Linked DNA regions of Homo sapiens: region 1 is linked to region 2. A link is a loop called in an ENCODE intact Hi-C map of the cell type or tissue named here. Cell type or tissue: PC-9. All regions are shown on one strand. Links, peaks and the distances in the headings refer to the core of each region. The heading gives the core; the rest is flanking DNA.

The links. A loop is a pair of places that touch in the nucleus more often than their neighbours do. Peaks named below come from ENCODE experiments on the same cell type or tissue, not always from the same donor. Only the 100,000 strongest peaks of a DNase experiment are listed, where the experiment ranks them.
Region 1: it touches region 2 in a loop (6-fold over the local background); 4 of 110 quality-filtered maps call a loop at or near these places.

What each region holds. Positions count from the first base shown.
Region 1 is chr2:226,406,420-226,415,882 of GRCh38, forward strand. No RefSeq gene overlaps it. Among named protein-coding and RNA genes, the nearest start is that of MIR5702, 250 kb to the right of the region's middle. In PC-9, for the core only: no CTCF peak of the experiment used is centred there; a DNase peak (open chromatin) is centred at 5,522; H3K27ac peaks cover 1,909 bases.
Region 2 is chr2:226,131,837-226,141,299 of GRCh38, forward strand. No RefSeq gene overlaps it. Among named protein-coding and RNA genes, the nearest start is that of MIR5702, 520 kb to the right of the region's middle. In PC-9, for the core only: no CTCF peak of the experiment used is centred there; DNase peaks (open chromatin) are centred at 5,465 and 5,745; H3K27ac peaks cover 1,426 bases.

The DNA of each region.
Region 1 (9,463 bases), core at 553-8,552, 270 kb after region 2:
CTCTATTTTTCAAAAGAAGATACAAGGTGAGTGGGATGAAGTAATGTGCTTAAGATTACACATGCAGTAAACTGCAGGGAAAAATCTATTTCTAACTTCAATTCATTTATGTATTGAATTTATTCAAGTATTTATTGAATGTCTACTGCATACTGAATCCTGGACTGTACTGTGAAGTGAAGATACAACTGAAAGCAAGGATGTCAGGTCTCTGCCCACACAGAATTTTCCTTCTACTAAGATGATACAGAAAGTGACAGAGAAAATAGATAAGATAATTTCAGATATTGACAGAAAGCAAGAACATAATAGAGAACAATGTCAGGGGACAACCTAAGAAAGTACTAGAAACGCCTCTTTGAGGAAATGGCATTTGAAGTGAACTGTGAATGACAGAAAAGACCGTAGGAAGTAAATACTTATGGGCAAAGAATTCTAGGAGGGTTCTTCAAAGAAGAAAGATTGTAACCTGTAACTTCTCAAAGCAATATTTAGAAGACTAATTTTCTAATTATCTACTTTATTGCCAGGATTTCAGAAGAAAACAAGTCTTTGATTTAAGTGATTCTGATTCAAAATGATACAAAAAGTTTTTTTAAAAAGAGAGAAGAAAGTCAAATGCCAAAAATTTTAAGCTCACCTGTCTCCTAGTAACCTTTATACCCAAAATAATATTTCTAGATCCTATTTTTAGAAATAGGCATGAAAGAAGTAATATGCCTATAATCACTCATCAACATTTCCTAAAAAGGAAACACAAAGAATAGGGGGAAAAAAAATAAAACAAAAAGCTTAGAGGTTAGCAGATCTGGAGTCTTTGGTATCCAGACATGATTTATGTCACAAACAAAAGCAGTAAGCTTGGACCACAATACAGAAGTGGAAGCTGGGAGAACTCAGAGCTTTGTAACTTCCCTAATAAATCACAATTACCAAAACATCAATGATAAATAGCTAGAATCTCAGCGTATTTAATAGCTTTCGCCATTTGTTGGCTTGTTGATCACTTGGTTCTTTTCTTCAAAAACTGGTGTTGGGTAGCTCAACCCCAACACATTAATGTTGAATTGTGAACCCTTGGAGACACCAGTTATAAAATTTAAAAGGAATTTACTATTATAAACAAGACTGGAGCACTGGGGAAAATTCTCTTGCATGAATCTATCCCACATTTTAGGAGAGGAAAAAGACTCCAAGATAGCTTTAGATTAAAAAAAGAGATGTTTAAAAACTCAAAAAAGAACTTAAAGAAAGAATGAAAGGAACATTGCTGGTTTTCATTTTTCAATGAGAATGTCTCCAAAAGAGCAATTAAGTAAGTTATTGGTGTGTCAATTTAAAAAAAAAAACTCAAAAGAACAGGTAAAACATTAGAGTTATCAATAAATCCAATAGAAAATGTTTTCACATAGACATAAATTTTTCTAAAATTTTAATATTTTCTTCTTGCGGAATGACTGCAATAACATTTACATGGTTTCTTCTAGTATCATTATGAAGCAGCATTGGTATCCCCATTTCTGAGATGGTAACAACTGAGACATTAAGGTTATTGAGGACAAACATAAAATGAGAAAATGCCGGAATCAGAATTAAATATAAAAATCTTTGTTTTTAGTAATTTCTTTATATCTACTTAACCAAAGTTATTTCTTTTACACTGCTAAAATATATTGGTTGACCATAACTTTAGCATTGGCTTGACAAAGTAACACCTGAATATAAATCTATACACCAATAGGATTTCCAGTTCTTCCTAAAGTTGAACCCAACACTTAGAGTCAATGCTGCTTCCGTAACTCACGCAAAGCAATCCTTCAGTCATCATGAATGGGATTCCATTCATAGCAAGAGTCTGCTCACCATCACTCTAAAATCCATTTCCGTTTTTGTCCCCACTGATTTCAATGAGAATTACAGTCAGGAGAAAGGTTTTTAATGAACCATGAATTGGTATTGTAAGCTGCTGTGTTTTTATGTAAAAAATGTGTCAGACAAAACTCGTCCTAAGGAGAACAGCTAAGTACATGTAAATGTTTCTCCTTATCACCACCATCTTTGTCTATGCTTTCTAGTTTGTTTTGTTTGGTTTGGTTAAGTTGATAAGTTGATTTGTTGATGGCTTTAAACTCAAACATTGCAGACAGCAACCATTAAAGAAAACACAAGTAGGAAGAGCCCTATCACAAAGTTATTACCACGTGAAATTTACTTCACGTTTTACATACAAAACGTTTGTTCATCCTGCCAGGTTTTTTCCTAAATTTGAACTACACTGCTAAATGTAGCAAGAAACAGACAGAGTTCCATGCAGCCCCAAAAGTGGGTGGATTACAGTTTATTTCAATTCTCCAAGAATTCTCTATTCTAAACTCATCTCACACATTTGATTTTATGAGTTGAAGTTTTAACTTAAAAATTAAACACAGATTATTGATAATGCGTACTTGAAACTAGTAAAACAAAATGTTTCCTGCTATTATATATAAGATGACTGCTCACCTGATCACCTACCCTTTCCAAAACACATAATCTAATTTACTGGCACATAAAATCCCCAATCAAGATATTCTTTTTAAACTATATGTCTTTGATTTTTTTTCCATAGGTATACACCAACTTACAGGTGTAAGTGAATGTCTTCCTTCCAACCCTTTTTTCTTTTTGCCTAGTTTTCCATTGCCACCACGATTACCACTAACCAAGCAACCATGAGACGCCATTATAGATTTCTATGGATCTTTCTAGAAGTTCTGAGGTATACATATACATACTGCAAACTGTGCCCTTTTAATTTACATAATTGCTAGCATATGACTACAAATACCCCAGGGCTCTGTATTTCTTTTGTTCTATTCTGTAGGATCATTCTCTGCACACACATGAAGAGCTTACTCATTTTTTTTTAATAAGGGCTTAAGGCAACTCATCCTGAGGGCTGCCTCTTGTTTTAACAAGAACCAAATGAAAACACCTAACTGAGTTATTTCATTTATAAAGTCCTGCTTCCTGCTTCTACACTGGGTTCTTACAATTTTCCCCAGCCATGTGGTGAAGTCCCAGCCCCACCTTTACCTTCTCCCTCATATTTCAGCTGCCATTTTGGGTCTTGGCTATTGTCTGTGCATGCTTTTTCTTAGTTAGTCTGTTCTCACACTGTTCTAAAGAAATACCTGAGACTGGGTAATTTATAAAGAAAAGAGGTTTAATTGGCTCACAGTTCCACAGGCTGTACAGGAAGCATGGCTGGGGAGGCCTCAGGAAACTTACAATCATGATGGAAGGCAAAGAGAAGGAGGCAGGTCTTCATATGGCCAGAGCAGGAGAAAGAGAGAGGGAGCGGGGAGGTGCCACACACTTTCAAACAACCAAATCTCATGAGCATTCACTATCACAAGAGCAGCACCAAGGGGGAAATCCAACCTCATGATCCAATCACCTCCCACCAGGCCCCACCTCCAATACTGAAGATTACAATTTCACATGAGAGTTGGGCAGAGACAGGACCCCAGCCATATCACTGCCTAAGTACCCAGCTCTCAGGCCTTCTGATTTCTGCCTGAATTGACCCCTGTTAACTATGAATGGTTTTTTTTTTTGATTGATTGAATTGTAATAACCAATTTCTTCCCTATTTAATTTAATCACAGTTCATTAATATGTTATAGTGCTTTTAAGAAGATCTTTTTTTTAAGTTATATTTTAAGTTCTGGGGTACACGTGCAGAAGGTGCAGGTTTGTTGCATAGGTATACACATGCCATGGTGGTTTGCTGCACTCATCAAGCCATCATCTACATTAGGTATTTCTAATGCTATCCCTCCCCTAGTCCCCCACCCCCCAACAGGCCCCGATGTGTGATGTTCCCCTCCCTGTGTCCATGTGTTCTCATTGTTCAACTCCCACTTATAAGTGAGAACATGTGGTGTTTGGTTTTGAATTACATGACCCATTAGTAATCACTGGTCCAGACTTTTTCCTGTCTTTCTAAACTATTCATTTGGAATACCAACTACCTTTCAGCACTTCTTATCTCAGTTGTTGATTCCAAGTAAAATGCCAGGGTACACATACATATCTTTTTTCCCATGGGCCCAGATTATCAGATTATCATGTTACTTCTTTCCGTTTTTTTTTCTTTTTTTTTTTTTTTTGAGTACTATTGTTGACTTTAAGTGGTGTCTTTTCTCTCACATACTTAAGTTTGGCTTTAAATAATTCCCAGAGCCAAGTCCCTCCGCTAAACTATGAAAATACTGCTAGGAGGGTTTATTAGTTAAAGTTCTCCAAAGAAATGGAACCAATATGTTATTTTATATATACTTCCCACATTGGTTCTGTTTCTCTGGTGTGTGTGCGTGTGTGTGTGTGTGTGTGTGTGTATACACACACACACACACACACACACACACACATACATATGGAGAGAGAGAGAGATTGTAAGGATTTGGCTCACACGACCATAGAGACTGAGAAGTCCCCGAATTTGCTGTGTGCAAGCAAAAGGCCCAGAAAAGCCAGTGGCGTAACTCCAGTTTGAGTGCAAAAGCTTGAGAGCCAGGGCACCAAAGGTGAAGATCCAAGTTCAAGGGTAGGACACCCATACCTGCACTCACAGACAGCCAGGAAGGGGGTGCGTCTTCCCTTCCTCCTCTTTTTGTTCTATTTAGGCCCTTAATGAATTGGATACTATCCTCTCACCCTAAGGAGTGCGATCTACCTTACTAAATTTACCAATTCAACTTGTCAAGGCTAATCTCATCTGGAACACCCCACAGACACACCCAGAAATAACACTTAACCTGGGTACCCTGTGGCCTAGTCAGGTTGACACACAAAATTAACCATCACAGGAATCAATTTCTGTGACTAGCCCCTTTCAAAACTTTTGTTACATACTTCCTGAAAAAGCTTTCAGCATCTCTTAGACAGTTTACGACATCATCTGAAACACAGAAATGACGCTTAAAAAGCAGCCATTTACTACAGGACCCTAGGTTCACCTGCCTCATGAATAATTCTACACTCCTGTTACTTATTTTCTAGGAAAAGATAAAAGGTGGTATTCATCCTTCCCTTTTTCCTCACACTGTAATATTACTTGTCAATTAACTTAATGCTCTGCTTACCCTTGAGGTAGCCTCAGGGTACTAGCAGATGTGTTTTGTTTAAAGGGTACGCTAAAACTACAAAAAAAAAACAGAAGTCATCTTAGCCTCTTCATTGCTTCTCTTAGTTAATGGCAGCACCATGCTCCCAGACACAGAAGACTAGAAACTGATAAACATCTTCAGTGTCTCCACATCTTTCACTTCAACATTAAATCAGAATTCTCAATGCCTTTGAAATCAAAGACACTGTTCAGTCCCACAGACACTGACCTCGCTCAAATTCCTTCTACCTCTAATGTTTAACTTCCTTAACCCAACTTCCAGGTAGGCCTCTGGAAAGACAAACAGCTACTTTCCCCATGTCTTCTTCCTCTTCTAAGAGGAGGGACACACATTTAATGAGTCAGACTCCAAGCATGTGCCTGGCCTACACATGCAGGGTTATTGTGGATTAATCATCACATCCACAGGTGTGGCTCTTTTCTTCTTTCTTTCTTTCTCCTTTTATGGCCAAGGAATAGCGAAGTGGCCCAAGCCTTTCTGCACAAGGAAGAGATCGAGTCATCTAGTTGTCTTGCTCTTTCATGTATATTTAAGCCATTAGACTCAAAAGTTATTGTCGTTGAGGCAAGTTGGATCACAGCATCCAAGTTACAGTCTAGGCTTAGGAACAGCAAGAAGGTTTCTTGGGCTTCTTGTCTACATGCCATGTTGCAAGCCCATCTTAACAGAGTTATTGGCATTGTGGAGTTGTTGACAAAAAGTCCAACCAAAAAAAAATATTATTTTGCTTTTCTTTGCATTTGACCCCAAGCATGAACATTTCCCTCAGCAACCTTACGAGATGAGTGGTTTTGATCTTGTGAAGATTAGTATACCAGACTACCAGTCCTAATGGTCCTCAAAATCATAAAAGACATGATCCTATTGTTCATATCCAATCACGCCAGATTCTTTTGTGAACCATCTGATGTCCTGCTTGCCTCCATTGGGTACTGCATGGCACTTAAGCCTATAGGATGTCATTTAAGACCATCCAATATCCAGGTTGAAATCTATCTTTACAATTTTTTTATACACTGACCCTGAACCCATGAATCCACCACCATGAACTTCTTAAATGGATCCTTCTTAGGCCTCCATGCGTATCTTATGTTGTTTCTCCTTCCAGGAAGCTTTCCCTAAATCTTGATTTTTCACTCACCATATTCAATTCTTCCATATTTATTCACTGAGTATCTTGTGTGTAGCAGCCACTGAGCCAGGTTTCATGGAGGTTTAAGGCATATAAGATATTCAGGCCGGGCGCGGTGGCTCAAGCCTGTAATCCCAGCACTTTGGGAGGCCAAGGAGAACAAATCATGATGTCAGGAGATCGAGACCATCCTGGCTAACACAATGAAACCCCGTCTCTACTAAAAATACAAAAAATTAGTCAGGTGTGGTGGCAAGTGCCTGTAGTCCCAGCTACCTGGGAGGCTGAGGCAGGAGAATGGCGTGAACCCGGGAGGCAGAGGTTACAGTGAGCCGAGATCGCCCACTGCACTCCAGTCTGGGTGACAGAGTGAGACTCCAACTCAAAAAAAAAAAAAAGATATTCAAAGTCCCACAAAATGTGTATATTTCCCAATTTTATTACTGAATGATAGGCCTCTTGGGGAAAGATACTAGTTTTATTCATTCCTGTATTCTTCCATTACCTTGAAAAGAGGCATATATACAGATGATTTTTATATAATTAGTTAAATACCATATTGTCACATGGGAAAGTCAGGCTTGGAGTCTAGAGTTGATAGCAAATTTGTAATATTAAGTAACATTTTTACTCTACTTATTTTGTCCCAAACACAGTCTGTTCCAAACAAATTGCATGCATTTCCCTCTCAACATCCCTATATGGCAGGTAATATTATTATTTCCATCTATACAGATGAGGAAACTGAAACAGATAGAGGTTAAACAACTTGCCCAAGGTGACACAATGGGCACGTGGAAAGCCAGACCATCCATGTTTATAGTGGAGGGATGGACAGTAGCTTTCTGTTTCACAGGATGGTTTCTGGAAGGCTCTAGTCTGACTATTTCTCTTGCCATTTCTTAGAAGAGTAGAGATCCAGGGACATACCAGACCAACCAGTCACAATGTTAGAAAGAAAAGTACCCCTGAAAAAGATGATGAGAGAATCAAAATTGCTGACTACAGTACAAAAAGCCCTTAAATTGAGATTCCAAAGACTTCAGGTTTTGTCCTGGCTTTGCCACTTATGAAGTGGGTAATTTTGGATAAGTCACCCCATGATCCTCATTTTTCTCATCTGGAAATGGGATAATAATGATGGCTTTGTATGATCATGGAGAAGATCAAATAAGAAGCTAAACAGGAAAACATTTGACATTAACAGATCATTGCAGGAATTAAAGAAACCACTGTTGCTTCACAGTCTTATGGCAGGACTCACTCTGGCTGGTAGGGTTAATAGACAGGGATTTTGTTGAGAGGTCCTAGTGAGGAAGCTATAAATGACAGAAGTTTAGTGCAAGGAGGCCTCGAGTTGCTTCTGTAGTCTGTGGGGATTCAGCTTTTGCTACATTGAGATAGTGAAGGAGAGGGTGAACACAGTCTATTTAACTTCCGAAGTTTTGAGTCAAAAGTCTTTTTCTCTTCATTTTAAGTACCGATCGAGAACTTCTTCTGGTAAATAAAGTGATTTTCACCTAAGTTTAAAATCCAAGTTGATATTTTGTTCTTTTTTTAACTTGAAAGACTTGGGAATCACAGGCCAGAACTGACAACATTCAATGTTCTAAGTAAGAATCTTCATAAGGGATGCAGAAGTCTCCCTAGCAACTTCTTCCAGTTCTTTATATTGAAGCTGAATCTCTCTAGCTGCAGCCCTTGTTCCTGTGGCTTGTTTTAGGAGGGAACAGCTGGTCTGCAATCTCCATATAATATCCATTCATAGATGTATTAAATCGTCATGCATATTATCTGTGTTACGTATTCTGAAAGTAGCAGGCTCTTAGCATTACCAGCAGTCATTTTTCAGTCCTGTGCAAAATATACCCCTGGGAGCTCTTAGCAGATGTTTGGTAAAAATTATTGAAAGAAACATGAAAAAAGGCTTTCCCCTGTTTTGAATCCACACTGAGTCTATCATTCAAAAACAGCCATAAGGCATCTCAAAGTCTCTAAAAATTAGAAAAAAAACACTCTTTTGTGAGTATCCTTGTCCAGGAAAATGACACGCCATAATTAAATTCCAAACAAATATGCCATTTTCTTTACACAGGAGAGCATATTCATATTGCAGCAGTTATGTCTTATGCATGTTAAAATATTATTTATAAAAACTAAAGATTTTGTATATTTTTGCCTCTAAAGTAACAAGCATGATCAGATTTTATGTAACAACCCAAATCAGGAAGCAAAGAAAGAAAAAAACAGAAAGAAAAGAAAGGACAAAAGGAAGAAGGGAGAGGTAAAGAGAGAGAGAGGAAGGAAAGGAAAAACTATTTTTCTTATTACTGTGGTTTAAATGTGTCTCCTCCAAAATTCAGGAGTTGCCAATGTGATATTTTTAAGAAGTGGGACATTTAAGAAGTGATTAGATTTTGAGGGATCCTCACTTATGAATGTGATTAAAGCCCTTATAAAAGAGACTTTATGCAGTTTTTGGTTACCTTGCCCTTCTGCCTTCTGCCATATGAGGATTCAGCAATAAGGTGGAACAGCACAAAGAAATACTAATCCCTGCACCCTTGCACTGCATTCATCATTGCATGGATTCTGTTCCTAATAATGAATACTTTCTTTTCTAATTTGGTTGACACAGACACCATGAGCTTGCTATTGATTTTCCGGAAGTGGACATTTTCTCCTTCCACCCACTGCTGTTCATCTTGTAAGTTCACCAGACAACTGAACTCGCCAGAACCCAGATCTTGGACTTCTCAGCCTCCAGAACTGTGAGAAAATAAATTTCTGGCCAGGTGCAGTGGCTCACACCTGTAATTCCAGCACTTTGGAATGCCAAGGTTGGCAGACTACTTGAGTTCAGGAGTTTGAGACCAGCCTGGCCAACATGGTGAAACCCCATCTCTACTAAAAATACAAAAATTACTAAAAATACAAAAATAAAAAAATACTAAAAAATACTAAAAATACAAAAATTTTGTAAAAATAAAAAAAAAATGGCATCTCACACCTGTAATCCCAGCTGCTCGGGAGGCTGAGGCAGGAGAATTGCTTGAACTCAGGAGGTGGAGGTTGCAATGAGCTGAGATCGCGCCACTGCACTCCAGGCTAGGTGACAGAGCAAGACTCCGTCTCAAAAAGAAGAAAGTAAATTTCT
Region 2 (9,463 bases), core at 656-8,655:
TTTATCACCCCCATTCAGCAACACCAGCAATTTGAGCTTTGCATTTTCCTATTATGTTACCTGGAAAGTCACTAGTAAATACAGATGGATATTAAAATAGTTTGTGTTCAGGATAACATAAAGTAATGTAATAATATGAACAAGAGTAGATTAAATGTAAATGTAATAAAATCACAGTGCCAACACTCTGTCATAAGACACGGAAAGGAGCACAACATACTTGACATGTTTTCAGGGTAGGCATTGCAAATCCTCAAATTACAAAATTTTTCTGTATTATGATGTGTCTTGGATAATTAGAGAAAACATAATTTGAGATCAGAAAACTTGAATTTTAATCCTGGCTTTGCCACTAGTTAGTGTTAACCTAAATAACAGACAGAGAGAGACTCTCTAAAACAGAATGATATTTATTCAGTAATGGTTATTGCAATGAAAATACCCATTCCATAGTAAACTGTATGTGTATTCAAGGAGGTAAAGGAAGACAAAGTTTTTTCTTAAAAAAAAAGTTACGTAGCTCTTTTGAGAAAATTATCCTTGGCTATAAGGATCAGCAACAAGTATGATGTCAGTTTGATGTTGGACAGGCAATTGTTGGGCAAATGACCTGGTGAGTTTTGTTTTTTTTGTTTGTGTGTTTGTAAGGTTGCAATGGCCTTTGTGCAAGGTTGTGGTGTTTGCAGAGTCTTTTGTGGTAGCCTTGTTATCAGGCATTCACGCATGAGAAACCTTTTTCATGGCCTTCCTTGGCCCTATTTGTCTGTTTTTAACACAAGTGATTCCATTTGCATTCACTTTCACATTAGCTATCTTCTCTTTGGCAAATCACTTATCTTTCTTGGTACTTCAGTATCTTTGCTACAGAATGGGAAGAAAGAGTTCTCACTAGATGATCTACAAGATCCCTTCCAATTCTGAATTTTTTTATTCATATGTAACCCACCAAGGCTTCACCATCCTGCAAATATAAATGAGGTCATGTATATGCTGACATTGCAGTTACGTAAACTTATTAGCCTCCATTTGCTGAACTGCGGGCCCTCAGCACCCATGCTATTTTCTGCAAAGTTAGCCCCAGCTATTTCTGGCTAAGGTGGCATAGCAAGTGTTGGTTGGGTTCTATCTTGATCCTCTGAAGTTTCTTTTACTGTTTCTGTGTGTCCACCCCCAACTTCTGAGAGCTTTGTTTCTAAGGTGTAACACCTGCAGTTTTCTTCAGAGTACTATATCCTTGGGCTAGCTGAGCTCTTTTGCCTGCTCACCAAATGCCCGGAGGCCTTGAGACAATGGCTGACTTAAATTAGTGAGGCAGTTTCAGAGCCCAACTCCCTTGTTGCAAAAAAGCACAAACTCTGTGGTGTCAGGAGCCTTCTGTGAGGGTCCTCATCCTCATCCTGAAGACCCTCACAGAACCTCACCTGAGATCCTTTTCGCCCTGTTTTTCCTATTCTCTGGGATGTTTCATGGATGCTTTGGAAAAATCCCCCTTTCTCTTCTCAGCTGGCATTCTCCTGGATGTTTTCTGTCTGCAAGCCACTTGAGGGCTGTGCCTTGTGGGGTCATGGCTGGAGGTGACCTCACTGGGCACACTGCTACTCTACCAAGGATGTGGCCTTCCAGGGCATCCCCAGACGGCAAATATGCCAGATATCAAGGGGCACTGCCTCCTCTCCAGCCCTCTTTGTACCACTTGAATCATGGGGAGCTCTTGTCAGAAATGGGATGTGTTTTTCTCCAGTTGTGTTCTGTTTTGCTATCTACACTCAGAGCTGAGCTGCTGGTTCTCTGCATTTCATAAAGCTTCCTGTGTAATTCAGATCTCTCTCTTTAGTGTGCTCCTATTAGTGGTCAAGCCTAGTCACTGAGAGGAGGCAGGAAAAAAGAAACATCATCCTCGTTTCTCCATCTTCCCATCTCTGTCCTCTACATGCTACGTTTTGCAGGTAGATTCCTGAAGAGCTACTGGCATCACGTTCAATCTAATTTCTTGTTGCTAACATTTGAAATCATCTTCTAGATGTAGATAGATCAGAACTCAAAATCTAGCACTTCATGGTCTCTCTCTAATGCTGTCTTATCACCAAGACAATCAACTTCATAAAAATGGTCCACCCAAAACAGGTGAGTGGAAAAACCACTTCATTTATAGGACAGCTACATTTTTTTTAATCTGCTAATATAAAGTGATGAGTAACTAATTTATTTTCATAGATTTTACCTTAAATCCTCATCCGGATGTACATTTCCTTTTTTGTTACATTCTTCAAGAATCCATGAAGTAATAATATTCATTAATTTTATATTTGTTACTCGATAATGACAAACAAATGTTCATTGAGCATCTCCAGGAGGACATTTTAATTTATCTAGTACTGAAATAATACCAATAGTCCTATTTGTTCTGGGGCTCCTCAGACAAACTTGGGCAAGGTAGAAGACATCCAGGTTAGTGGTACAAAACCTAGATTAGAAATAGCACCATTAGGCAGGGTGCAGTGGCTCACACGTGTAACCTCAGCACTTTGGGAGGCCGAGGAGGACTGATCACCTGAGGTCAGGGGTTTGAGACCAGCCTGGATCAACATGGTAAAAACCTTTCTCTATCAAAAAAATACAAAAATTAGCTGAGTGTGGAAGCTGAGGTGGGAGGATGGCTTGAACCTGAAAGGCAGAGGTTGCAGTGAGCCAAGATTGCACCACCGCACTCCAGCCTGGGTGACAGAGTAAGACCCTGTCTGCCACAAAAAAAAAAAAAAAAAAGAAAAAAGAAAAGAAAAACAAACAAACAAAAAAGAAATAAACACCATTAAAACATGACATGCACAGGAAACAAGACTTAATACTCTACCATTAACTTCCTTTTAAATAAGCCACAGTATGCAGGAATAAAAGGGCCATCACATTTGCCTCTTGCTTTTATGTGCAATACATCCTTCACATGAGATCAGCTCCTTTATTTAAATCAACAACATCTTATCAGTATTTTCCTCTTATTTATTGTTTTGTCTTCCTACATCTAAAATAATTATGCATGTCAACGTTTATTAACTAGGCAGTGGAATAGAAAATATAAGTTTTATTTTCAGTATTTTCATTGACTTGTGTGTGAACTGGGTTAGACACTTCATCAGCAGGAAACAATAGCATTTATTATGCTCTATCCTGCAAGGAACCTGGTTTTAGGTATTCTGATAAAGTAATTTTTCTGGGGAAAAGGCATGGTTTCTGTTTATAATCTAAGAAAGCAATGTAGAGGCAGACAGAACAAGCATTGTTCAAACACATACAACCTGCTTTTAAATACACATTCTTCATATGGCTTTTATAAAATTTTCCTTTGGTAATAACTTTTAAGGAGGCAAAAAGTTGGCAAGAATAAGATTAAATCAAAATGCCCTAAATAATATGGCCAAAGTCACTTTAGAGAAATGGTTCTTAAACTTGGGGGAGGGGGATCATCAATTCCAGAAAAAAAAATCTGTGTGTATAAATATCGACATTTGGTAGAAAATATTGAGATTTTCAGATCTCCTTTTTTGAACCCCAATTTAAGAACTCCAATTACAGTTTTCCAGAAACAGTTTACAAAATGCTCAATCTTGCTAAAATAGAATAATATTTACTAAAACTGTATGACCTTTTCTCCCTTTTCCTTTTCCATTTCTTCACTTTTCTTTCTCCCTAAAAAATTTCTCTCTCTCTGTCTCTCTCTCTCTCTCTCTCTCTTCCTGCCACCTCTCTCTCTCCTCTCTCTCCTTTTGGTCTTCTGTGAGTTAGTTTCAAATACTAAACCACCTACAATTTACTATACTTAACAAGAGTTTTGTAGTAAGGAAACAGAGATGAAAAAAAAACACACACACAAGGCTTTTCATTTCTCCTCTCCCTCCTGCACGTGATGATACTGGATATGACCAACCCTAATCCATATCATATTATCTTCTCCCTGTGCCTTGCCCTAGAGACCACAGCTACCTGGAAGACTTTGCTCTGAAATATAAAAACTTCTGACTTTGGCATCTAGACATTGCTAAGTATGTGTGCACTCACTCTCCATGAGGAGTGTCTCATCTCAGTGTTTCAAGCTATGCTCCTGAATTTCTGTATTATTTAGAGTGACACTAGCTGCTGTAACTAAACACCCAACCCCCAATATTTCACTGGCTTAACCCATGAAAAGTTAATTTCTTGCCCAGAATAGATGTTCTGTTCACAATAGTTCAGAGCAAATGCTCCTGTCCTCTATGAGTGAGTCAGGACTGTTCTTTCTGGTCATTCAGGACCCAGCATGGCATGGAAAAAAAAAAAAGAGGGCAGGACTGGCCCATCTGTGGCTTAACCCCTAGGCCTGGAAGTGCCACAATCATTCCCACACATGTTATTGTAAGTGAAAACCAGTCACATGGCACCTAGAAGTGAATAGATGGGCCGGACATAGTGGTTCACTCCTGTAATCCCAGCACTTTGGGAGGCTGAGGCAGGAGGATGGCTTGAGGCCGGGAATTTGAGACCAGCCTGGGCAATATAGCAAGACCCTATCTCTACAAAACCGTTTTTGAAAATTACCTGGGCATGGTGGCACATGCCTGGAGTCCCAGCTCTTCAGGCTAGGCTAAAGGATCACTTGAGCTTAGGAGTTTGATGCTGCAGTGAGCTATGACCATGCCACTGCACTCCAGCCTGAGCAACAGAGTGAGATCCCATCTTAAAAAATAATAATAATGAAGAGGTGAAGATGGAGCTGGAAATCCTAGTCTTTGTCCTGGCAGCTGCTTCCAGCAACAATTCTACACTGTGGAAGGTCACCATGGATTTTTGGTGAACTGCCAGCCATCTTTGCTTAGCACCTTTTTGATAAGCAAGGTGTTTCTCATCCTGCTTTGCTTAGGAATCACCGTTATGCACTACCCAGGTGTATATTTGTTGTTTGTTGCTGTGAAAAATAATTTCCCAAAATTTCATGACTTAAAACAACAAATACTTTGTATCTCATGTTTTCTATGAGTCAAGAGTGTTGATGTGGCTCAACCGGATGCCCGTGGCTCACGGTCTTTCATAGACATCAACAGACACTGCAGGGAGGATCCACTTACAAGCTCACTTTCCTGGCCACTTGCAGGCCTCACTTCCTCACTGGCGGTTGGTGGTAGATACAGGTGCCTGGCCACTAAGGTCTTTCCACTGGGAAACTCACAACTTGGCAGCTGGCTTCCACTGTAATGAGCCATCAAGAGAGTGAGAAAGGAAACTCAAGGTAGAATTCACCATATTTTGTAGCCTATTCTTGTTAGTTTCATCCTGTGAAATTAAATAATTCAAACTTAAAGCTGTTGGAACTTTAAATTATTTTAAACCTTAAGAGGAATGTGGCTATGTGGCCTGAGTCACAAAGCATGAAGCTGCAAGTTCTGCTTTTCTGATTATAGATCATATCTCTTCCTCATTCTTGCCCTGTAAATGATTAGGAAAGGCTGAACGGCACCAGAGATAAGACCCATCAAAACCATTACCCCTCCCTACAGAAAGTTAAGGCAGTTTTCCTCCGAATGTAACCAATCAAATCACTATAACACATGTACTAACCTGTTTTGAAAAATGCTGCAACCTTGTTAAGCTTCTCTGTCTTCGCCTATATAAATGAAACCTTACTTTCCCCACCTTGGAATGCTGACCCATTCTTTTGGAGTCTGTGTTTCCCAGGTGGCTACTCTTAAGCTCTGCACTCAAATAAACTTTATACTTAGTCATATTTCCCAAATCTCATCTTTTAAGGTTGATGATGTCATCAATATTGCTGCATTGTTTTAATTTGGAGCGAGTCACAGGTCCAATTCATGCTCAAACAAAGATCAGTACACAAGGTTATGAGTAGCAGGGAGCAGTGATGAGGGATCATGTTCCAGGTTGCCCACTGACCACAGGTGTGGGCAGAGAAGGCTCTCTATCTGTAGTCTCTAGCATTTAAAAATATGTAAACATCTCTCAACTTGTTTTGGTAACAGGAATGTAAGAAGGTGTCTAGACATCTAATTCTTTTCTAAAATAGAACTGGGAAAAGAGCCCGCCTGGTAGAAAGTAGTGGGTGATCAGGGTGGCCAGTTCAGGAGCCTGCACAGATTGGAGGCTCTTCTGGAACATGTGGCTGAGGCTGGGTTTTCTTGTTGCTCTCCTGTATGTCACAGTCTCACATATTTATTTTCTTTAATTAAATTTATGTATTTTTGCTTCATATTACTTTTTTTTTTTTTACCTTAACTTTAACAATGAAAATTTCAAGATCCAGTAAATGGTCTAAGACAGGAGAAAATGGTAAAATATTTATATTCAACATATAGGCCCATTGAAAGCTGTGTTCTTTTCACTTAATAATTGACATATGCAAATTTTTAAATACCATAATTGCTTTACACTCTATTCATTATTTTAATTTTTTTCAATTCTTAATTTTAAAACATTGTTTTTATTCTAGTAAAAGAGAATTAGAATTTATCATTTTAACTTTTTTTTTTCCTTTTTTCTTGAGATGGAGTTTTGCTCTTGTTGCCCATGCTGGAGTGCAATGGCGCAATCTTGGCTCACTGCAACCTCTGCCTCCCGGGTTCAAATGATTCTCCTGCCTTAGCCTCCCGTATAGATGGGATTACAGGCATGTGCCACCATGCCTGGCTAATTTTGTACTTTTTTAGTAGAGACAGGGTTTCATCATGTTGGCCAGGCTGGTCTCGAACTCCTGACCTCAGGTGATCCACCCGCGTTGGCCTCCCAAAGTGCTGGGATTACAGACGTGAGCCACCGCACCCGGGTATTTTCACCATTTTTAGGCATACAATTCAGTGGCATTAAATATGTATATATTTTGTGCAACCACTACTACAAACCATTGCCAGAACTTTTTCATCTTCCCTGAGTGACACTCTGTACCCCTTACTGATTTTTATAACAGGGTTCTAATCACTTAACTGTCATTTTCTTCTCTCTCCTTAAAAATCTTTTTGACTTTGATTCTTTTTCTAATTTATATAGTCTTTGGCTTCCTATCTAAAAAGCAGCTGTTCATTCTTAAAAATAATCAAGAGATTAGAGTTTTATTCAGTTTTATTTAAGGAGATAATATGACTAGGAGTTTCGTTCCATTATATTCAAGAAGCTAAGATGGTTTAACTCCTTGGCTGCTCCTAGCACCTCAAAACCATAGCTGGGTGTATTTCAATGACACCTGCAGGTTTAACTTGCTCTAGTCCATGAGACCTTATTAAACTCCTAAGAATAATAAATAACAACAATCTACATGTTTAGCTGAGCCACTCTTTATTCATCTCTTTTGTAGCTAAGTCGCTCTTTTCATCCTGATTCTAGTGAATAGACCTTTGCTTTATTCTTCGTGACCACGTATCAGGGTTCTAGGAGCCAGGCATTTTCTTCCAGAACTTTCTACCTGTTGCTCTGGTTCCCATGACCAGCTCCAAGCGTGCTCTTCCCAGAGTTTGAGGGAGGTACAGACATGTACATGAAACTCCATTGCTTTGTCTCTACTTCTTGTCATCAGAGCCCTTTCTTATCCTCTCTACTATCTCACACCTGGATCTTTCTGGATCCTCTATCTTGTCAAATGGAGCTTTCTTATCTCTGGGTCCTGACCATTCTTTTTTGTCTATCCTGCTGAAGCCCAAACCTATGCTCTGTTACTTTCTGTCTTTCACATTCTTCTGGGACAGTAAAACCATTTTGAGTTTGGACCAAAAGATGAATACTTTTGGTCATAGCATTCAAAATGGAATGAATACTGTTCCTTCCAGAAGGAAGAGGTAAGAAGAACTCGTTTTTGATGCATGTGTCTAAATTCTAATTCTGTATGTCCAACATAGACTGTTATTTGTCCAACTAAAATCTGTTCTGCTTTTTCCAGAGTACTAGTGTATATCTGGGTGCTGAGTTGCTTAGGCACACCACATCTTCCTGCCTCTTGGTAGTGAGGTGTGGCCATGCAACTAAATTCTCATCAATGGGATATGAGCAGAAGTCAAATGTGTAGCTTCTGCCTTACTTCCTTAGAAAACACTTGCTCTGAAACCACTCTTCACTTGTCTTTCTGCTAGCTGAAAATGAGAACAAGAGAGTTCCCTTGGAAGCTACATTGGAGATGACAGAACTGCCTTTCTGTCCAAAGCATGGCTTCCTGAAATAGAAGCCACCTTCCTGCTCTGTGCCATGAAGAGACACAAAATAAACTTCTGTTTTGCTGAACCATGATCTTTGGGTCTCCTTGTTACATCAACTCAGATTTCATTCTAGTGGCTACAACATAATTGATAGAAATCTTATAATTGCTCATTGGTTAACAGATCCAAATATTTCTCATTTTCTCCACAGGTTTGGGTAGCTTTTTGAAGGCTAATTGTATTTAAATAAGAAATAATTAAAATATTGCATATGCTAGAAATCAGTCAAACTTCTGCTTTGTTATTTGCCTCTCTGCTACTTCTTTCTCAGTAGGCAGGATGGGGGACAGGAGAAACATTAGGTGACACTTGGGCTTCACGGGCTGAAGTCAATTTTATCTTCCAGATATAATAATGATTGATTATCACTCAATTTTCAAGATATGGCAATATGCTGACATGAGAACCAAATCACTTGTTAAAGGAATCTGATTGACCATATTACATTCTCATGGACAGATATTGCATATATAATTTTCACAGCAGCTGCTTGCATTTTTTTAGGCAGCAGACATTGAATTAAACTGAAGAAGCAAGTACAGAGAGTGGCAAATGTCTAAGGCAAATGGCAAAGTGAACTGAGTCAATTATTATTTTAAAAGCTTCATGATTTTTAGACAATGATGTTCTTAGAAAGAATATAAGGAACTTCTCTATGAATGGTTCCTAATCTATTCAAGGCCACAGGCTGCCCCAGGAAGCTGATGAAACTTTGGACCCTTTTCCTAGACAAATGTATAAGGTAACAAATTTTGCAAACAACGTGAGATGGCTCACAAACACCCACCAGCCCAGGCACATCCATGGATCACAGATTAAGAACATACTTTTATAGGGGAAACATAAAAGAATAAATCAGTTTCTTCCATTCAATCACGATTATATCAAACTAGCATTTATCAGGTATTTGTTTGCCAGCAAAACCTGGATCCAATGACACTGAGAGAAATAAAAGAATATGTATGCCCTTGTCTTTGAGTAGCTGAAAGTCCAGTGGAGAAAACAGACCTGACAATTGATATTCACAATGAAATGTGATGGAATGAATACGTGAGCAGCATGCAGAGACAACAGAGGACTGGTTGAAATCTTTACCCATGGGAGCTAGAGAAAGATTTCTTTTTGCACAATCAATGCTTGAGGATGATCTGAAGAAACAAAGTGACCAGTCCTGTGGAAGCAATACTTCCAAATCTTCATTTATACATGGTAAAAACAACAATCTTAATAAGCCACTTATT